Linked DNA regions of Homo sapiens: region 1 is linked to region 2. Evidence: read pairs that join two places in POLR2A ChIA-PET (ENCODE). Cell type or tissue: MCF 10A. All regions are shown on one strand.

Evidence for each region. ChIA-PET counts read pairs that join two places held together with the same protein. Peaks named below come from ENCODE experiments on the same cell type or tissue, not always from the same donor. Only the 100,000 strongest peaks of a DNase experiment are listed, where the experiment ranks them.
Region 1: POLR2A ChIA-PET joins it to region 2 with 9 read pairs; 3 of 35 experiments call an interaction of 5 or more read pairs at or near these places.

What each region holds. Positions count from the first base shown.
Region 1 is chr22:36,658,063-36,662,062 of GRCh38, reverse strand. All of the region lies in intron 1 of CACNG2 (calcium voltage-gated channel auxiliary subunit gamma 2), which reads left to right. Among named protein-coding and RNA genes, the nearest start is that of CACNG2, 44 kb to the left of the region's middle. In MCF 10A, no CTCF peak of the experiment used is centred here; DNase peaks (open chromatin) are centred at 1,682, 2,162 and 3,002.
Region 2 is chr22:36,751,068-36,755,067 of GRCh38, reverse strand. The region is part of intron 2 of CACNG2-DT (CACNG2 divergent transcript); the gene reads right to left. Among named protein-coding and RNA genes, the nearest start is that of IFT27, 23 kb to the left of the region's middle. In MCF 10A, no CTCF peak of the experiment used is centred here; a DNase peak (open chromatin) is centred at 1,747.

The DNA.
Region 1 (4,000 bases), 93 kb after region 2:
GCTTGCAGTGAGCTGAGATCATGCCACTGCACTCCAGCCCGGGTGACAGAGGGAGACTCCGTCTGAAAAAAAAAAAAAAAAAAAAAAAAAAAAAAAGAATAGCAATGAGTCCATAGGAAGCAGAACCTGTTATCAACACACCAGCCACAAAGCTGCCTTCAAGAGAATATTGCTAGCCCCATTTTCCAGGTGAAGAAACTGAGGCTCAGAAAAGTGTTAAGAGGCTTGGCCAAGGTTCCATGGGAGTGAGGATGGAGACATTGTTCAAATCCAGGCAGCCTGCTTCCCAGGCCCATGAGGCCACCTTGCCTCCAATCCTAGAGCTTTCGTCCTGTGACAGGTTCTGGACAAGGTCCCCCCACAGCTAGGGGACTGTCAGTCTCGGTTACCCTTTCATTTGTTGACATGCAATGGAGCCAATTACAAAAACTACTCTGCCTTCCACCTCAGATGCTGTGGCCCTTCACCAAGGAGGCCTCCGACAAAACAGATTTGGGATGACAGGATCGCTTAATATGCTCGATGCTCTTAGGAACAGAGCAGGGTTCTGTTTTCAATGGCACACCCTAGGCCCCACACGGTTCAAGTCCACACTGAACCTCCTGACATCCCATTCCCATAAGCATGAGAGAAGTTGGATGATTTGTCCCATGTCACTCAGCCCAGAAATGGCCATGATGGGAGGGCAAGTCCACACTTCTCCCACTTCACCGTGTAATCTCCGACTAAGGAAGAAATAAATATGATTCCATCTAACATGCGATCTCAGGAGGCTGCATGTAAATGTTGCTCCCCAGGTGCTTGGAGGAGCTACAGAGAGTCACACCCCATCGGGTACTGCCTCCGACGTACATGGCAGCCTCAGCTCCCCATTCCACTTCCGGACTCCTCTAGAGACTGATAGGAGACTGAATCCAAGCCTGCTCTCAAACGGTGTGCCTGGGAGGGTCCGAGCACGGAGTTGATTGATTTCACGGTAATAGGGCTTAGCACCAAGGAACCTGCCTGCACTCAGAAAGCATGTGCCGGCACTGACACAGGTCATTGGCATCACAGCCAGAAGTCACTGAATGCCCACAGTACACCAAGCCCTGTGCTGGGTACTGCCACTGTATCTCATTTAATCCTGTAACAATCGTCTCCATTTTTCACATGAGGAAACTGAGGCACAGAGGAGAGTAAGTCATTTATCCCAAGTCACATAGCTAGTAAAGAAGCCATGATTTAAAAAACTTTAGCAGAGTAGGTTGTGAGTGAGGACTGGGATGAGGGAAGGCTCTGGGCTGTTATGGGGCAACCTTGCTTCCACGTTTATCTAACAACCCACACCTCCCAGCCCTGGGTGCTTTCAACTGGGGCACTTTGTGGGTGACAACTGGGTGAAACAGCCAAGCGCACACGCTGCCCCGCCCCGCCCGCCTCACCTGGGCAAGGTGGGGGGCCAGGCTGGTGGAAGGAAGGCCACCACACTGAAAGTAGCAGCGTCTTTGTGTTGAGGGGAGCTCAGCGCAGTGTGCTCAATTCCTCTTGAATCACATTGGCAAGAATTCCAGGAGCAGCGTGGAGTTGCCTTGTGATTTTCCAAGACAGAGAGTGAGAATGGGCTGGAATAAAACCAGCAATCGAAAGCAGCATCGGAAGGAAAACAATGCTGAAATGTGACATATGCCTGTGCGCGCCTGGCACTGGAGGGCTGAAGCCGGGTGAGCAGCCCGCAGAAGCCATGGTCACGGGCCCGGCTCCACCAGCAACTGCCCCCCGGCAAGGGTAGGGGGATTTCCTGTTTGATTTGGAAGGGAATTTGGCAAATATTTGCTGAGCAGCCCCTACATGGTGCCAAGTCCTGTCATGAGCACTGGGGACGGGAGATGACTCAGGCATCCCTGCCCTGCAAGAGCTCACGGCCTAGTGAGGGACAATGACACATAAACACAGAACCACATACAAGAAGGTGGGACAGGTCTGTGCCAGGGAATGAGAGCTGACCTGGGAGGCCCCGGCTTGTGCGGGTACCAGGAGCAGAGTCGTGGGGGGATTGTCCCCATCTGCTCCCCAGAGGAGGCTGGGCAGTCAGTGCAAGCTGGAAGCCACCAGCCACTGGGCTACTGTCCTCCCTGCAGCTCTGGTGGCAGGGAGCCAAGGCGAATGAGTCAGGCTCTTCTAGGGGACTGCTTACTCAGGCAGCCAGAGGCAAGAGGAGCTGTGAGGGCCTCCTCTCGGGGGTGGCAGGCTGGGGGAGGGGCCGCGCAGATATTCAAGGTGTTCCATCTGGCTGCTAAATTCCAGCAGTTGGCACAGGCTGGCATTTGAACACAGGTCTTTCTGATCTCCCAAGCAAAGCCTATCTCAGTACATCAGCATTTCACCTGTGTGCCTGTGTCCCCGCACCATCCCACCCCTGCCATTCCCTCCCTCCCCCGGCCCCAGAATCACCCCAGGTCCTGCTTCTTTGGCCCCACTCCTTCCTGGGGCCAGGTAATCTGCTGCCCCTCAGCCCGGGTCACAGGAGAGAACCTGGGTTTTGAAGCCAGGAAGACTCCACGGCATACCCTTCCTGGATTCATGAACTTGGGCAAGGTAATTTGCCTCTCTGAGCCTCAGTTTCCTCACATGAAATAAGTAACGTGAAACAGCACAGTGTTCACTGTGGAGCAGCCTTTGACCTGGTTAACACACTCCTTCCTCTCCTTTCCCGTCCCTGAGAAGTAGCATCAGGGTCGCCATGGGGGACAGCCCTCTCCCCACTCCCTGACTCCACGTGGCCCTGTCCCAGCCTCTTTTCTGACTTGGTAGGGTCGGAGCTTGTGCTGTGGGAAGACAAGTTGCTGCCCAGGCCCTCACCCACAAGAGGACAGAGCCCCCACCCTCCCGCTTTCCCTTAATAATGCCATAGAAATCTCTCAGCAGGCCTGTGCCTACACCTAGCGGGAAGCAGTTGGTATTTTCAGCCCACACCGTCTTAGACTTCTAAGGGCAGTCAGTTTCCTACCCACTGTGTAATGTGGTATTTCCTCCTCTGACTCCAATGCTTCTCTTGCCAAGCCACATGCTGGAGTGAAAGGGCATACATACACTTCGGAGAGCCACCGTCTGGCGCTCCCTCGGCTCCTATAACCTGCACACCCCTTCCTTCCCTCCCAGCGTCATTGCTGTCCCCACCCCAATACCAGGCTCCATCTTATCTTCAGTCTCTGCAGGGAGCCAGTCCTGACCACCCAACCTAAGGAGTCCCTTCCCCGCACACTCTTGCCCTGTCCCCACACCCCGCCTATTCCCCCTGGAGCACTATTGCCCTCTGTGATTACATTATGGTTTGTTACTTTGTTCACTGTCATCATGCCCACAGATTGAAAGCTCCCTGAGGGCAGGAACATTCCTGCTTTGGTCCCTGCAGTGTACCCAGCACCTGGGCAAGGGCTGGATACAGATGTGTTGAATAAAGGACGGAAGGAATTTAAAAAGAGATGGATGAGGAAGACAGGCTTAAATCCCACCCCAACACTTAGAAGCCCTGAGATAGTAAATTATCTAGCTTCTGAGCTGTATTATCCTTATCTAGAAAATGGGAGAAGTAATAACCACTGGAGGGTTATTTTTAAGGCTTTCTCATGTGTGAAAAGCCCAGCATGCAGTGCGTGCTTCTCTCTGCTCCTCTTCCCTCTCCCAGGCCCCATGGCCTCCCTGATGCCTGTCACTACCTGCCCTTATTGGCGAGAGGAGGACTTTCCCTTAATCATAAGGTAGAATCTGCCTTGATCTTGGATTCTTGTCTTGATCTAAAGTTCACAGTTCCGGGCAATCTTCCTTCAAATAAAGACTAGGGTATTTTCCCTCTATACCTGCCCCCACTCAAGTTCATGGGCCATTATTTTTTCACTCCTGTGGCTTTGTGAGGTCTTTGTTCAGATTTGTTTCCCAGATTGGTTTCTTAACAATGCCCACAGACAACGTCAGCAGCCCTGATGCAAACCAGTACCTGCTGTAATACTTGGTAATGATG
Region 2 (4,000 bases):
CCACCGCGCCCAGCCGGACATCAGAGATTTTACATCCTCACAGTGCCCAGCACTATTTGGGAACCTAACAAGTGGCTATTAATTACTTCACTTGCCTAAAGAACCCACTCTCAATGAGCAAACATTGACAAAATGCATGCTGCGTCTGCAGATTTTATTCCTGAAAGAAGGCATTTGCTGAATGAATGCTTGAATCAAGCAGTTGCTGAGCACCTACTATGTGCCAATCCCTGTTCTATATCTTGGGATTTTGTCAGTGAGTAACACAAAAATGCCTCCCCTCAGGGTGCTTACGTTCAAGGGGGGTGAGCGAGGTGTTTGATTGAATAGGTAAATTTTGCAGTCTGTTAGGTTGCAATAGAGCAGAGGCGTGCAGAGGACGTGCCAGGGTGGGGGCTGCAATATTAAACAGGGAAGTCGGGAAGACCTTCCTTGGAAGGTGATGTTTAAGCAGGATTTGAAGGTCATAGCACCTGGCACCCTCTAGGCATCATTGGCTCATCAGTGACCCCTCAGAGGTGGAGCTTGACCACTTTCTTTTCCTAGTGCCCAACGCTGGACCTCCGTAAAGTCCGATGAGTGTGGGAGGTGTGGATGGACACCAGAGATGCATACCCTGCCCTAGAATCACCTGCCATCCATAGAGGAGAAAAAGGAGCCGACTCTTGATTTCTAAACTCCAGTGGAACCCAAAAAGCGTTGATCTTTCAAATCCTGAGGGAGGTTAGAGGAACCGCCCCTCTGTCTCCTTTAGGATCTCCGAAGAAGGTTCTGTTTGTTGTCCTCCACGATTCTTGCCTTCTGTAAGAGCGGTTTGGCCTGGGACCTGGCCTCTTGTCCTCTTCCATGGCTCTGGGCTGGCCATTCCGCAGCATCTTTTAGAGCTGCCTCTTGACATCACCTGATTCAGCCAGAGAGGGCGGGGAAGCCGAGGTGACTGGGAGGGTGGACACACTGTGGGGCCGGTCGTGTTTGGGGTGGGTGTTCAGAAACAGTTGCCCAGTTCCAAAGCACTGCCTCTGTGACACCCAGGCCCTTCCCTGCCGCATCCATTCAGATGTGGATGGGGTAGGAGAAGCCCGCCAGGCAGGTTTCCCTGGACGGTGTTTCTGCTGTGAAAGGAGCCCTGTAGTTTTCCGTATCTGGGAAACATGCATTGGATAGACCATCTTCTGGAAGGAGAGATGGGGGCAAGAGGCAACCTGCTTCCATGTCTATAAATAAAATGCATTCATTTTGGTGCTAAAATGTTGTGGTTTTAAAAATGGAATACTAAAAACTTCCTGGCCCAAGCTGGAGTGGCAAGAAGCACAGATTCAGTTGATCCCAGGATGGGAACTGAAATTTACACTAAGCCACATCTACTGGACGATTGGTGCCCATCCTGGAGATGCAGAAGGAAGCCTTTGGTTTTGCACCTGTGCTTCCCATTCCAGCATTCATCTCTGTCCAGGGTCCTGCCCTGCATTGGAGATCAGGGAGGACTGAGGAGGTGGCCTGGAGGAGCTCCAGGTCTGCTGCCTAGGAAGGGTTTCCAGGACCTTGCAGGGAAATACCTGATGTTAGCCAGGGAAGAGAATTCCAGACAAAGGGAAGCATATGCAAAGGCCCTGAGGCATGAAGCTGGAGGCCCTCTTGGGGAACCGTGTGCGTTGTAGGGTTTGGGGAGAGACGGGTGCCCAGCAGGTGAGGTCAGAGACAAGGATGAAGCAAGAACATGGAGCTCTTTGTACCCAGAGCAGAGGAGTTGGACTTTCTCCAGAAGGGAGTGGAGAGCCATTATCAGAAGTGACTCACCTGGATTTTTGCTTTGGAAAGATCAGCCTGGAGGAATTGGAGGGTGGAGTGGGAGAGAAGGTGCCTGGAGGTAAGGAGACCAAGAGCTGATGGGGATGAGGGGTAAGGTAGGACAAGGCTTGCACCATCTCCAGCATTTGCAAAACTTGGGGAAATGTATTTTCAGCCCCTTAGAGTTGTCCTCATTTCACACACCCATCCTTTTTGTTCAGAACACCAATTGATTTTTAAAGTGTGTTATCCTTTATTTACTTTAGAGACAGAAAACACAGAGAGAGTGACTTCTCCGGGTTGCAAATTGTCAGTGATGGAGCCAGGATTAAGAACTCGGGCTGGCCAGCCCTCTGTGGATCGTATGATGTTTATGTATACGATGCCCATTCACTCTTCTGCCCTGCCAGCAAACAGAGCTGATGAATATGAGGAGAATGGCAGCGAAGAGCTTGTTTCCATTCTAAAAAGGCAAGAAGCCTAGGAAGGCTCATTAGGAGAAAATATTGAATGGGCAGCTTTCGAGTTTCACCTGTGATCTGAGAGGGAAAGTGTATTTTCACCGAAGCCATTATGTAACTGGTTCCGGGGGGCAGAGAGGAGTGACCAGAGAAGAGAATGAGGGCAAGAGACCAGGAGAGCAAAGACAGGGTCACCATCTAGAGGGCAGGGGCTACATCTGACATCCCCTGTAGACCCTCTGGATGCAGCCAAGGTTTAGAGGTTAGAGCACTGCTTTCATATCAGACGAGTGGAATTAGGATTGCAGCGGTGTGTCCTTGGACAAAGCACTGATCCTCTCTGGCCCTCAATTTTCTTGTTTATGAAATGGGAATAATACCACTAACCTTACCAGTTTTTGTGGGTGGATGGAGATATATAAAACCTACTTTTAGAAGGCATGATATATAGTAAACGTTCAGTGCTTTATAGGTGATTTCCAAATCATCTGTAGTAACTATGGCTTTTTTACAAGCATGGAAATAATGTGTGTTTATTTAAAAAAAAAAGAAACTATTACTAAAAAGCATAAAGAAGAAAGTAGAAAATATTCAAATCCTACCACTCAGAGATAGCCACCCATCACATCCAGGCATGTGCACCTCCTCCCTTTCTCCTCCACATGTACAAATATGTACATATTTTGAAGCCAAAAACAAAATGTGATAATGCCATATATGAAATTTGGAACTTATCTCTTTTCATTTAACAATATCTGGTGGGTATTATTTCAGGTCAGAAAATATGATTTTAGGCCAGGTGCAGTGGCTCACGACTGTAATCTCAACATTTTGGGAGGCTGAGGTGGGCGGATCACTTGAGGTCAGGAGTTCGAGACCAGCCTGGCCAACATGGTGAAACTCCATCTCTACTAAAAATATAAAAATTAGCTAGGCATGATGGTGGGCAGCTGTAATCCCAGCTACTCGGGAGGCTGAGGCAAGAGAATCTCTTGAACCCAGGATGGGGAGGTTACAGTGAGCGAGACTCTGTCTCAAATATATGTATCATATATATCACATATATATGATATATATATCATATATATGATATGTGATATATATGATATATATCATATATATGTGATATATGTGATATATATGATATATATCATATATGTGATATATATATGATATATATGATATATATATGATATATATGATATATATGACATATATGATATATATGATATATATGATATATATGTGACATATATGATATATATATGATATATATGTGATATACATCATATATATATCACATATATATCATATCATATATCACATATATATCATATCATATATCACATATATATCATATCATATATATCATATATAACATATATATCATATATATCATATATAACATATATATCATATGTATCATATATATCATATATATCATATGTATCATATATATCATATATATCATATATATCTCATATATCTCATATATATCATATATATCATATATAAATCATATATATCATATATATGATATATAAATCATATATGTATCATATATATCATATATGTATCATATATACATATATATGATACATATATGTATCATATATATGATGCATATATGTATCATGTATATCTCATATATATCATATATATCTCATATATATCATATCTCATATATCTCATATATCTCATATATATCATATATATGATCATATATGATCATATATGATATATATGATCAT